Linked DNA regions of Homo sapiens: region 1 is linked to region 2. Evidence: chromatin loops called from intact Hi-C (ENCODE). Cell type or tissue: Calu3. All regions are shown on one strand. Links, peaks and the distances in the headings refer to the core of each region. The heading gives the core; the rest is flanking DNA. Region 1 has its middle 85 kb from the start of LINC00906. Region 2 has its middle 16 kb from the start of LINC00906.

Region 1 (6,397 bases), core at 795-5,794, 100 kb before region 2:
GTGGCTTATTCCTGTAATCCCAGCACTTTGGAAGGTCGAGGCAGGTGGGCCATTTGAGGCCAGAAGTTTGAGACCAGCCTGGGCAACATGGAAAATTCCCATCTCTACACAAAAATTTAAAAATAAGCCGGGTGTGGTGGTGGGCACCTGCAGTCCCAACTCCTCGGGAGAATCACTTGAGCCTGGGAGGCAGAGGTTGCAGTGAGCCGAGATCATGCCACTGCACTCTAGCCTGGGTGACAAAGTGAGACCTTGTCTCAAAAAAAAAAAAAAAAGAAAAGAAAAGAACACAAGCCTCACCCCAAACCTTATGAAATGTTAGCTTTCTCACAGGGTTATTGCAGTGATTAAATTGAAACAAGATGTGTAACACATCTAGCCAAGAATCTGCAGTTACAGGGCTGACACTCTTTGGGTCTGTGTGTAAGGGTGCATGTGTGTGTGTATGTACGTGTGTGTGTGCATGTATTTGCACACGTGGGTTAGTGTCTGTGTGTGTGTATGTGTGTGCATGCGTGTGTATTTGTGTGTGCACTTATGTATGTGTGTGTATTTAGGTCACTGCGCACACCCTCAGCTCTGTCTGCGATGGCTCTCTTTGTCCATGATGGACCTGTATTCATCTTTCAGAGTTTTACTCAAGCATCCTTTGGTCTATTTGCCTGTGAGCTCTTGTCTTGTCTTACTCCCCCCGCTTGTACTAGCCCCTCTCCCAGAGCTTCCTCCCTATCCACATTCCTTGTTTGCATGAGTAGAGTAATCCCTGTGGCTAGTCTGGGACCCATTCACCCTTCTCCTGCTCATGGCATCCTGGTTTTATTTTGGGAAATTTTGTGCCACCCAGTCCTAATCCGTGTGGTGTGGTGGGATTGATCCTACAGCATATTGTCTGGGCTGACCAATCTTATTCTACTTCAAGGCCACAGTGATTGATTCACAAGTGAGCACGGGACATACGTGGGTCCAAGGCGGGTAGGTCTCTAGATCTGGGCTTGAAATATTGGCCCATTTTTGGTTGGGATGGGAGAAATCCTGCCCAAGCACAAAGCCAACTTTGAGTAAAGCAGAAGGAGGCAATGGAGACCAACTCCCGGCTCTGAATGCCTGAATCTGTCAGTGACCACCTTTTAGACCCTGTGAGTGTGTAGCTGTGTGAATTAACCAAGACCTCTTTTTGTAAATTTTAGGGGATTTTGTTCTTGTGTTGTTTTCCCAAGTCACTGTGATTGTGGTTTTTTCCCCTTGAAAAAGAACGAGTTGGGTTTCGTGACCCTGTTAAGGGACCTGGTCTTACAAATGCCTGGTTCCTGCAAAGTCCTCGGTCTATGGTAGACCCCCAGGAAGTGCTGAATGATGGAATGAATGTCTACCAAAAGAGAAGGGCTGAGATCTTTTCCTTCAGCCTTTTCTTCACCTCTTCAGCATGCATTCATGCGGCACTGCCCATGCTCCAGGCTTCTCTCCACTGTGCAATTTGCCTGGCTGACAAATTCCCCTGACCACCTCAACCTGCACAGTATCTGTGAGATCTCAGGGGATGAGCAGAAATGTCTGCACCCAAAGGCCAAGTAAGGCCCCTCCACAACCCTCTGGGCTGAAAGTTGTTGAGTTCAGATGGCTGTGCCATGCAGCTGTCTGCTAACCATGCCCCATAGAGTGGAGCAGACACTTGTAAAAACGTCCCTCTGAAACTGGCTCTGTATGGCCCCAGCAGGAATTAATTTGCTATTGTAAATGAGATTAACCAGCCTGTCTTCCAAAACTCATTTGTCCATCAGATGGTGAGGTGACTGGTGGCCAACCTACTGGGGGATGTTTTGGAGAGGGGGGAGCTCTCCACAGAAAACGGCCTTCTCTGCCCTTAACTTCTTTTTGAATTAGGATTCCTCTTCCACACAGCAAATGTTGGCTCAAGCTTTTGGGCAGCTGCAGGACTGCAGTTAGTTAGGGGTAGGAGGCCCACCTGGGATGGGCTTCTGGCAGCTCTCTGAAGGGTGGAGAACATGACCTGGATGTTCCTGCCTGAGGAAGGAACCATGGCCACAGACTGGGCCCTTTTTCCTGCTGCTGGTCAGGGGACTTAGAAGCCCTCCCCGAGTCTCTGGAAATCTTGGATCTGAACTCCAGGCTCTGGGCTTCTAAGCCGTGCCTCCCGCTCCCCTGTCACCTGGTGAGGAATATGGGATGAGGGAGAAGACAGGGTGAGGCTGGCACAACGGGGAGAGGGTCGGAGGAAAGGATGCCAGTGATGTGCTTCAGACCTTTTCTAAAACCACAGGTTGAATTGTTGATTTCTGGTCAGGTGTGGTGGCTCAAGTCTATAATTCTAGCATTTTGATAGGCCAAGGAGGGAGGATCACTTGAAATCAAGAGTTTGAGACCAACCTAGGCAACATGGTGAGACCCAATCTCTATTTAACAATAAAAATAAAAATAAAAAACTAAAGTGTTAATTTCCAAAGCCATGTGTCTGTCTCCTTAGAAAACCTCTCAAACTCACTGGAGCAAACAGCACCTGTAGACTCAGCGCGGGAGCGCCTCTTCCCTCTACAGCTCCACAGACATCACTGCACTCCCAGCAGCACAGGCAGGAGCCTGCACCAGGAAAAGCTCAGGGATGTGCTGGCCCACTCCTCTCCTCTGACCCTTGAGGACCCAGGTCTAGGGGGGATTAAGAAATATGCCATAGGAAAAATAAATGCAAGAGCTGAATGGAACTAGAATCTCTGTCGCTGGACTCCTAGCTCAGTCCCTTTCAAGCTGTTATTTAGGATTATCATCGGACTGCCCTGGGCCTCCAATTTTCAGGAGTTTTTCACCCCACCCAGAGTTTTAAGGCACTCATTGTGAATTACACAAATCATGGATGTAGCCCTGCTAGCGCTAAGCAATAAGTTGTCCTGCATCGCCCCCTGGTGGGCTTTTGAGCTATAGTCATATTAAATATATTAAATTTCTAGGAAGGACTGAAGTGGCTGGACCCTACCTCTGTGATACCTTAATTCCTCCAAGACTGTAAGACGGTCGGCTCCATCCACGCACTCCCTCTCTCCCACCTGTGTGGAGCGCCCTTCTCTTTTCTCAAACTGGATTTGATTATTATCCCAATCCTAGTTGCCTTTCTCAGGCACTCAGTTCTCTTTCACTGAAGCTCTCAGCAGAGTGTGGATCTAGGTGCACTGTGCTTCTATTGGTTTCCACCTTAGCTGGGCTGCCTTCTGGAAACAAGAACTTGGCTGTTTTAAAAAAATACATATATATATATATATATATATATATATATATATATATACACACACACATACACACATATACATATACATACATACATATATATATACATATATATATACATATACATACATACACACACATATATACAAGCATGCGGTGTATAATAATCCCATCAGGGTAAGTGGGGTGTCCATCACCTCAAGCATTTACCTTTCATTGTGTTATAAGCAAAATACTCTTAGTTATTTTGAAATGTACAATAAATGATTGTTAACTGTAGTCACCCTGTTGTGCTATCAAATACTAGATTTTATTCCTTCTATGTTTTTATACCCATTAACCATGCACACTCTCCCCTCCCCCAACCCTTCCCAGCCCCTGTAACCATCCTTCTGCTCTCTATCTCTGTGAATTCAATTGTTTTACATTTTTAGCCCCAACAAATAAGTGAGAGCAGGCAAAGTTTATCTTTCTGTGCCTGGCTTATTTCACTCAACATAATGACCTCCAGTTCCATCCATGTGGTTGCAAATGACAGAATCTCATTCTTTTTAATGGCTGAGTAGTAAGCACTCCATTGTGTACATGGACCACATGTTTTTTATCCATTCATCTGTTGGTGGACAGGTTGTTTCCAAGTCTGGGCTATTGTGAACAGTGCTGCAATAAAAATAGGAGTGCAGAGATCTCATCAATAGCCTGATTTTCTTTCTTTGGGGTCTATGCCCAGCAGTGGGATTGCTGGATCACATGGTAGCTCTATTTTTAGCTTTTTGAGGAACCTCCAAACTGTTCTCCATACTGGTTGTAAGTTTGTTGTTTTAACCTTATCACTGGATACTTAGCACTGGGCACAGTGCTAGGGCGTAGATAAGACACTCAAATATTTCTTCAAGGGAGGGAGCAAGGAAGACAAGGAGGCCAGAACACTTGCCTTGGACATCCTTGAACCCTCACCACACATGATGTACAGCCTGGAAGAATAGCATTAAATCATGGATGGACAAGCAGATGGATGAAGAAATGACTTTCTCCTGGGGCTCCCTCCTGTCAAACTCCCACTTCTAATCTCCAGTGGCACAGGCCCCTGTCCTGCCCTAGCGCCTGTCCAGGTCTAAAGTGGCAATCCTGGGACCCCATTGCCTGCAGTTTCCTGATGTGTTTTTTGCATATATTTTTAAAGACAACGGAACCCAGAGATTGGGTATCCTATTTTTTGGTTTAAAACTGTCAGAGATGTTTGAACCAGAGTGACTCCATCTTGAATAGGGGCTGGATAAAAATGGAAACTGAGATCCGCTGGCCTGTTCCCGGGAGGTCAGGCATTCTTAGCCACATGAGGTTTATGGTTAAAGGAATAGTTGAATTCATGTTGACCAAACAGACCCAAGACTTAACCGACCCAGGAAATGTCCTAATGTCCCGATATCTTAAGAACAAAAGCATTCTTAGTTTAAGAATAAGTTTCGCTTTAAAGATGCAGATTCTTGTGAAGATGGTAGTTACACAAAGATTAGCACTCCTTTGACACAGCCCTGGTAGTGGAGCACATCCCCCACAGCTTTTGCTTTGTTATTCTATATATAATCAAGCATTTCAGCTAAGATGGATGCGTTCCTCCTCTTGCCTTTGGGAGCGCCCTGCTGTGTCTACGAAGTAGCCCTTGCTTTATTCCTATACTTTCTTAATAAACTGGCTTTTGCTTTACTCTGTGGACTTGCCCCCATTTTTTTCTTGTGCAAGATCCAAGAGCCCTCTCTTGGGGTCTGGATTGAAACCCCTTTCCAGTAACAAAACCACAGTGGCCCTGATTTTCTTAGAGAGAGTTCCTGAGAGTTCATAAGAAAAGATTTGAGTTCTGATTGTATCCAGATCAACCAGCCTGACCTGGACATGTTGACAATTGTCGGTGCCATTACAGGAAAGTCTCCATCCAGGAGAGGTGGGGGACAGGGCCGGTGCCCATTTGCCTTCTAAGCAAATGCGTCAGAGACTGTTCTAATAGGGAAAGAAAGTATAACTAATGAAATTAAATTCAGGGAAAGAAGATGAGCTCTACTAATGATTAATGTTCAACTTAATAGATCAGCAAGACATGCTGAGTTGAGAAGCTGCCCAGAGGGTTCCAGCCCACTGCCCAAGCACAGGAGGAACAATGAGAGGAGCGACTTCCGCTCCCCGCACCCGCGGCTTGTCTCTGGGGAAACACAGTTATTAATTGCTCTAAAATGTCAGTCACTTTGCTTCAAAGTAGCCACTTCCCCGGCTGCTTTCTGATCTCCCCCTTGAAAATGACTTCCAGTGTGGACATTGACTCTAGCTTGTGTTTAAAACAGAATTTGGGGCTGGGCTTAGTGGCTTATGCCTGTAATCCCAGCACTTTGGAAGGCCAAGGTGGCCGGGTCACCTGAGGTCAGGAGTTCGAGACCAGCCTGGCCAACATGGTAAAACCTCATCTCTACTAAAAATACAAAAATTAGCTGGACATGGTAGTAAGCACCTGTAATCCCAGCTACTCAGGAGGCTGAGGCAGAAGAATCGGTTGAACCCAGCAGGTGGAGGTGGCAATGAACCAAGATCACGCCACTGCACTCCAGCCTGGGTGACAGAGCGAGACTCTGTCTCAAGAAACGAATTTGGGGGCTACCTAACCTATCAATGCACTAGGCTTTTACATCTTTTTTTCTTTTAAAGACAAGAGTCCCACTCTGTGGCCCAGACTGGAGTGCAGTGGTGCAATCATGACTCACCACAGCCTCCATTTCTTGGACTCAAGTGATCCTCCTGCCTCAGCCTCCCAAGTAGCTGGGACCACAGGCCCAACACCATGCCTACCTGAAACAAGCTTTTTACAAAGTGACAAATCAGCTCAGTTCAATACATGTGGGTGGGATCCTGCTGTTCTGCTGCCCTGCCCCTGTGGCTGCAACCTCAGAAGGCAAATACCCACAGGGAACAGACGCGCCCAGAACAGTGTGAGGCAGGGTCCGCGGGGGCTTCCAAAGAAGAAGACAGAGAGCTAGAAGGGGCCTCAGCTGAGGCAGTGCCCGTGGGCCAATGGTGGCCGCACTGTCTTCCTGGAGGGACAGGCCCTGGGCTCAGAGCAATGTGCCAGCTGGGGCTGGGATTTTCTACTCTCTCTTTTCCAGGCACCAGTGGCAGA
Region 2 (6,397 bases), core at 687-5,686:
ATTCTTAGGTATTCCCTGGCTTCTAGGAAAACCTGTTACTGGTGAGCAGACATCAGGGCACAGATTGGGCCTGGTGTCACAGTCACTGTGGCCAGGGCTTCTGGCTACAGTGGTTAAGTGAGCCCAGGAATCTGTTCTGGCCCCATCTAAATGATGTTATTTTAATGCTAGATTTCCTTGAGGTAATAAAACAAAAACAGGGAAACTGAGGGAAAGGATAATAGACATAAATCACTAACCTAGGAGTCCAAACCCCCATTTAAAAGTAACTCAGAAGGTTAAAATAAAAAGGCAGATGTAGGGGCGGTGTTGAAATCCACAAAATCAAAAACTTTGCTGTGCCAAAGACAGACTCAAATCCACTGATTGCCAGGGTCTCTGGAGCCCCAGCTAAAATGAATGAGGAAAGGCCACTACTTCCACCAGGGAGGGCAAATATGCGCCCCTTCTAGGGCCAGTTCTCCCAGAGAGCTGCTGGGAACCTTGGACTCATCTTCCCTGTGAGAAAAGAGGCTGCAGTCAGCTCAGTGCCCACCAGGAGGACCGCAGAGAGGACAGTGACCACCGCTACGGGTGTCATTCTAGACCTAGTCGATGTTTTGGAATCTCAGAGAAAATGAAAATGCCCATAGACATCTACACAGGAAAAGAAATAAGAAGAAAATGAGATTTTCTTATTTTTTAAAAATAAGAAGTTTAAAAGAAATAGAAATCTTTCTGACCTCAGACTCCTCTGCAGTGTCAAGTGTCAGGAAGCAGTGGAGTCCTGTCCCCGGAAAACTGGGAGGAAGAAGTGTAGCAAGCTGCCTGTCATGTCTGAGAGGAACAGAAAGGGCAGTTGGAGAAGTGGAGAAAGTTAGGTGAGACCAGCCTGTGGAAATCATGAGAAATGACAGAGATTAAATCAGAAACTCACACATTTGGAAAGAAGAACATTAACATGATTTAGTAAGTTGGAGAGTTGACCCTTTGAAGAACCCAATAAAATACAAAACTTTAACAAATCTAATTAAGAAAAAATAGAAATAAAGAAAATTGGAACTAAGGAAAGAGACGTAACATATGCTGATAAAAGTAATTATAATTATGAGATAATATAATGCACAGTTATATGCTAATAAATTCCATCAACATGTAAAAATGGAACACTTAGTGAAAATAATAAATTAGGAAAAATAGCTCAAGAGGAAGTAGCACCCTAGAACGGAGCCATAGCCATGGAAGAGATGGGAAAGTGTTGTTAGCACACTGCCTTGGAAAATATTTGGAGGTGATGAGACTTTATTAGTGCATGTTGTCTGGACTTCATGGAATATATAAAATGCATACTATAAAATTTATAGCAGAATATAGAAGAAAATGAAAGGCAAATCCATTTACTTTATGAAGAAATTCTATTAACCAAATTTGGCAAAAGTAGCATGAAAAATAGACTCGCCAGCACTTCCCAAAATACAGTGGCAGGGAGGCTTTTCTTAACAATAATGGCAAAGGAAGAAATCATTAGGAACAAGATGGATACATGTAATTAAGTTTAAATGGAAAACCTCGTATCAGAAAACACTGTAGTAAAATTCCAAGGGAAATGGCAAACCGAAAACCATTTGTAAGAAATACAAGAAAGGATTAGTTATTAACAAATTAAAAAAATCCTCTCACAATTACAAAAACACTATATAACCACAATAGACAAGTACATTGAGACAATTATACAAGCAACATAAATGAGCAATAAGCATGGAAAACAAAGGCTCAAGCTCACTAGAAAGGCAAAGAATTACAAGTTAAAATCAGGGTGTCATGTTTTAGCCTATTAAATTGGCAATGATATAAGGGTTCTCTGCCATGGGCAACACCGTGCACTGATAATGGAAATATAAATTGATGAGACATTTTTGGAAAAGGATGTGACAACATTTTGCAAGAGTTTTAAATGGGTTCAGACGCCCTTTGACCTGGTAATTCCACTGCTGGGAATCTATTCTAAAGAAATGGTCAAAGATAAACAGAAAATGCATGTTCTTCCCTAGCACAGCTGTGAGTTCCCCTAACTCAGAGGCCTTCCTATCCTCCCATGGACTCCTCCTCTATCCGATCTCTAAACACTTGGGACCCAGGACGTAGTACCTGGGACTACTTTTGGCCACACTCTTCCTGAGGGATCTATTACTGTCCCATAGTTTGAAAAAGTCATCTGCACCTTGATGACTTCTAGATATCCATATCCAGTCCCAACTTCTCTGAGTTCTAGACTTGTCTATCCAGCAGTCTAGTAGACCCAAATTCTCTGAGTTTTAGACTTGTCTATCCAGCAGTCTAGTAGACCCAACTTCTCTGAGTTTTAGACTTGTCTATCCAGCAGTCTAGTAGACATCACTACTTGAATATTTAATAAGCACCCCAACGCAACAGGTTCCAAATTAAACTGCTGGTCCCCTCCCAAGCCTTCCTCTCCTTTCTTATCTATTTCAGTAAATGGCACCACTGTTTACACAATTGCTTAGACCAAAGACCTACAGGTTATAACTGAGTTATCTCTTGCTCTGCCACTTTACCTCCAACCCACCAGTGAATCCACATCATGCTCCCTTCAACATCAATTCTGAATGCAGCCACCCCTCACCAACTCTTCTGTGACTGTTCACATCCGTGACATGCACCTGAAACAGTGCTCTAAGCTCCTACCTGGCCTCCCTGCTTCCAATCCAGCCGGCCCTCCCCAGTCATGAGATTCTCCATCTGCAGTCAGAGTAAGCTGCTTAAAAACCTGTGACTCTCAAGCTTCCTTCACACTTAGAATAAACTCTGAATTATTTACTTTGGCCCTCAAGACCTTGATTGTGTGGTCACTGCTCACTTTCCTAGACTCTTGCTGTCTCTGCTCTCTCTGGCTCTCTCTAAACCAACCACACTGCCCCACCACTGTCCTCCAGTGGCCAAGTTCATTCTTGCCTCAGGCATCTGCACTTGCCTGCAACAATCCACACCTAGATTTAACCAGATTTCGCCTGCTCTGGAAGGACGTTCCTGGCCCCTGGGTGAAAATGACTTCTTCCTTTTGCTCCTATTTCCATCACCCTCTAGTCCCTAAATCCATCTCACTTTTCCTCATAACGCTGATCACAGCCTGAAATGATGTTTGCTGCATTTCCTTTCCGTTTTCTGTCTGGAATCCCCTGGGGATGGGATCTCATCAAACCCCATCATCCTCACTGCTGTCTCCAGCACCTGACACGGAAGAGACAGCAAATACTCGCTGAATGAGATTAACAGTGGTGAAAACTGAAAACTGCCTGCATGTTCAAAAATAGTGCCATATTTTTTAGAAATATAGTGGAATCTCCATAAACCCATTAAAATCGTGTTTTCAAAAAAAAGTTTTAAAAGGAAAATTTTCATTGTTAAACAAGGTAATGTGATAAAAAGTAAGATGCAGAATCATATATTTTGGTGATCCCAATTTTGTAAAATTATTTATCTAGCTAGGTATTTAAATATAAAGAAATACACTAAAACATTAATAATGTTTGGATTTGTATAATAGAATAACAGGAGACTTTTTATTTTATTATTTATACTTTTGAATTTTGCAAATTTTATTAAAAGAAACTGACATTGATGGACATTTTTTCTATTTTTTTTTATTCATTTATTTTTGACAATCATTGTGTGTATTTAGTGGGTATAATGTGATGTTTTGATCTATGTATACATTGTAGAAAAATTCAATCAAGCTAATTAACATATCCATCACCAAGTTATCATATTTTTGTGTTGAAAGTGTAAAAAGATCTATTTTTAGTAATTTTGAAGTATATAATACATTCTTATTAACTGTGGTCTCCACACATCAAAATACATCAGTAAAACTTCCTCTTGCAGTAAACTTTGCACTGTCTCATCAGTGTCTCCCATCACCCCGCCCCTCACCTGCCCCACCTCTGGTCACCACTGTTTTGCCCTCTATTTCTATGCAGTCAACTTTCTCAGATTCCACATATGAGTGAAGCCATGCAGGATTTGCCTCCTGTGCCTGGCTTATTTCATAGCATAATGTCCCCCCTTTCCAGCCACTTTTATAGAAAAAAAACTTCATACTCTGAAGTGAGAGAGAAAAATGACTCCTGCCTGGCTAACAGCCAGGAGGGAGGAAGGTGAAGGAGGCGGGTGAGCCAGTTCTAGGGCTGGTCCAGAAGGTGGCCACTCTTGACCAAGAGATAGACGGGAGTGAGGCAGCGGGCCTCACTGGAGGAGCCCGCGCCATTCTCAGGAGCCATCACGGGGACAGGAGATGCACACACTTCTCTGGTCCTTGACAAATGAACAAGTGAACGCCTCAATGGTAAGTCCACGTAGCCCATAAGAGAGGATACTCCAGGATGCCAGTGTGGCAGAAACAGCAAACACAGCCTCTGCGCTCCGCCCCCGTGCAGGTTTTTTTGACCACAGGCTCCTCACAGCCAGCCTGTGAGCAAATGCTGCCTCATGTACTGTGCACAGAGAGGCCACAGATGACTGTGGCCTCTGCTGATTACTTTGGAATTAAAAACACCATGAGCCCAGGCCTGGAAACACAGAGGCCTTTTGTGCCAGTTAAGCACCTTCAGGGGGAAGGAGAGGAAGAGGAGGAGGAAGAAGATGGGGAGGAAGGGAGGAAGGGAAGGAGGAGGTGAAGGAAGGAAAGGAGAGGGAGGAGAAGGAGGAAGGCAGGTGAGGAGGAGGGAAGGAGGGGCAAGAAGAAGGGAAAGGGGGAGAGAGAGGGGTAGAGAAAGGGACGACGGAGGAGATGGGAGGAGGATGGATTTGGAGATGGGGACAAGACCCCTGCATCCTGGCCCTCTGGACACTGTATCCTAAAAGCTGGAGCTGTTTATTATCTGAGTGATATTATTTGGGGGGCATTAAGGAAAAATGAGCAGAAGAAATTGTGCTCTTGAGAGATGAGGACAGACAGAAACTTCAGACCCATTCACTAAAGGCTGAGGATACATGGGAGGGCCAGGCCCTGGATGTGTCTCAAGAATCGGGGCTGTGCTCTGAGATGACCAGCTGGACAGCCAGAGGCCCTGGCTTCCCCTGTGTCATCTACTGTTGGACCAGCTTATTCTAGAGCAATGTGGAAAGGAAGGATGATGGAGGCAGAAAAAAAGAAGAAAGAGGAGAGAAAGGAAAAATGGACAGAGAAGGGGAGGTAGAGAAAGAGAGAGGCAGAAAGACTGAAAGATTTCAAAGGCAAACTACAGCTGTGCATGGTGGTGCATACCTGTAGTCACAGCTATTCGGGGGGTGGGGGGTGGTGAGGCAGGAAGACCACTTGAACCCCGGAGGTGGAGGCTGTGGTGGGTTGTGATCGCACCACTGCATTCCAGCCCAGGCAACAGAGTGAGACCCTGTCTCCAACAACAACCACCAACAACAAATTGTTTAAAGTAAACCTCCTCAGTATGGCTTAAAAGGAAGTAAAGAGAATGGATCAAGCCATGCAGGGTCCTCACCTGGTTATCAGAGAGAAATGGACAGCAAGAGGGGCTTCTCCGAAGTGTAGCTCCCAACTCTGCACACTCAGGCCTTTCACAAGCATGGATCCATGTGACCCCAACAGTCCTACAGGGTGTATGGAACATTCCAGCCCCTTTGTCAGGTGAGAACTGAGGCTTTGGAGAGGACAGAGGAGTCAAAGAGCTTCAGCGGGTAGAGCCAGCCTCTGGTCCTGCACAAGCCCACAGGTGTGTGGAAGGAGATGGAGGTAAAGCACCTGCCGGGACAGGAAGGGCCTCTATGGATTAGGGATGTTTCCAAAGCTGGTCAGAGAGCTAGGACCAGAGTGGGAGGGCTGCAGCTGAAAGGTAGTGTATAATAGGCTTTGGGTATTTGTGTTCGTGGTTGGGCGGGTAATGTTTTCCATTTCCAGATGCACTGCAGCCTCTGCCCACACATCAACACAGAAACCCCGCCATTTGGAAGGTGTTCTGTGCAGACACCTAAACGTCATTATCCCAAAACACCAAGCCAGCCAGCCAAGGCTTCAGAAAGTACCTGAACAGCTGAGCTTGCTGTTTTGATGAAACGCTGTTTGACAGAAAAACAGGCCACCCCTGGTAATATGTAGAGAATGATAGGATTCATGAATATGCATGAAGTCCTCTTTCTAGAGACAATTGCCGCAGCGGTTATTGGAGCAGAACAGGCCGGGTGGGAAGACAGCTTATTCCCAAAGCCACTCTGCCTCCCTGCTGGGAGTATATGGAACTTAAGATCATTTCCTGGGGCCCCATGGTGTGGTCTCAGCACTACCTAGGCCCACAGAGGCCCTCTGAGGGCCACCTGATGAGGGCCACCTCACCCTAGCCCACCACACATTGGTCAGAGCAGAAAATAGAGCTGAAAGGGAAGAATG

What was found. Hi-C counts contacts between places; a loop is a spot of excess contacts. Peaks named below come from ENCODE experiments on the same cell type or tissue, not always from the same donor. Only the 100,000 strongest peaks of a DNase experiment are listed, where the experiment ranks them.
Region 1: it touches region 2 in a loop (4-fold over the local background); 3 of 110 quality-filtered maps call a loop at or near these places.

The regions. Positions count from the first base shown.
Region 1 is chr19:28,876,454-28,882,850 of GRCh38, forward strand. No RefSeq gene overlaps it. Among named protein-coding and RNA genes, the nearest start is that of LINC00906, 85 kb to the right of the region's middle. RefSeq lists enhancers at 4,363-5,114, 5,115-5,864. In Calu3, for the core only: CTCF peaks have their summits at 2,870 (motif pointing left) and 3,071; a DNase peak (open chromatin) is centred at 2,908.
Region 2 is chr19:28,977,490-28,983,886 of GRCh38, forward strand. No RefSeq gene overlaps it. Among named protein-coding and RNA genes, the nearest start is that of LINC00906, 16 kb to the left of the region's middle. RefSeq lists an enhancer at 5,927-6,397. In Calu3, for the core only: a CTCF peak has its summit at 2,911 (motif pointing left); DNase peaks (open chromatin) are centred at 2,922 and 4,182.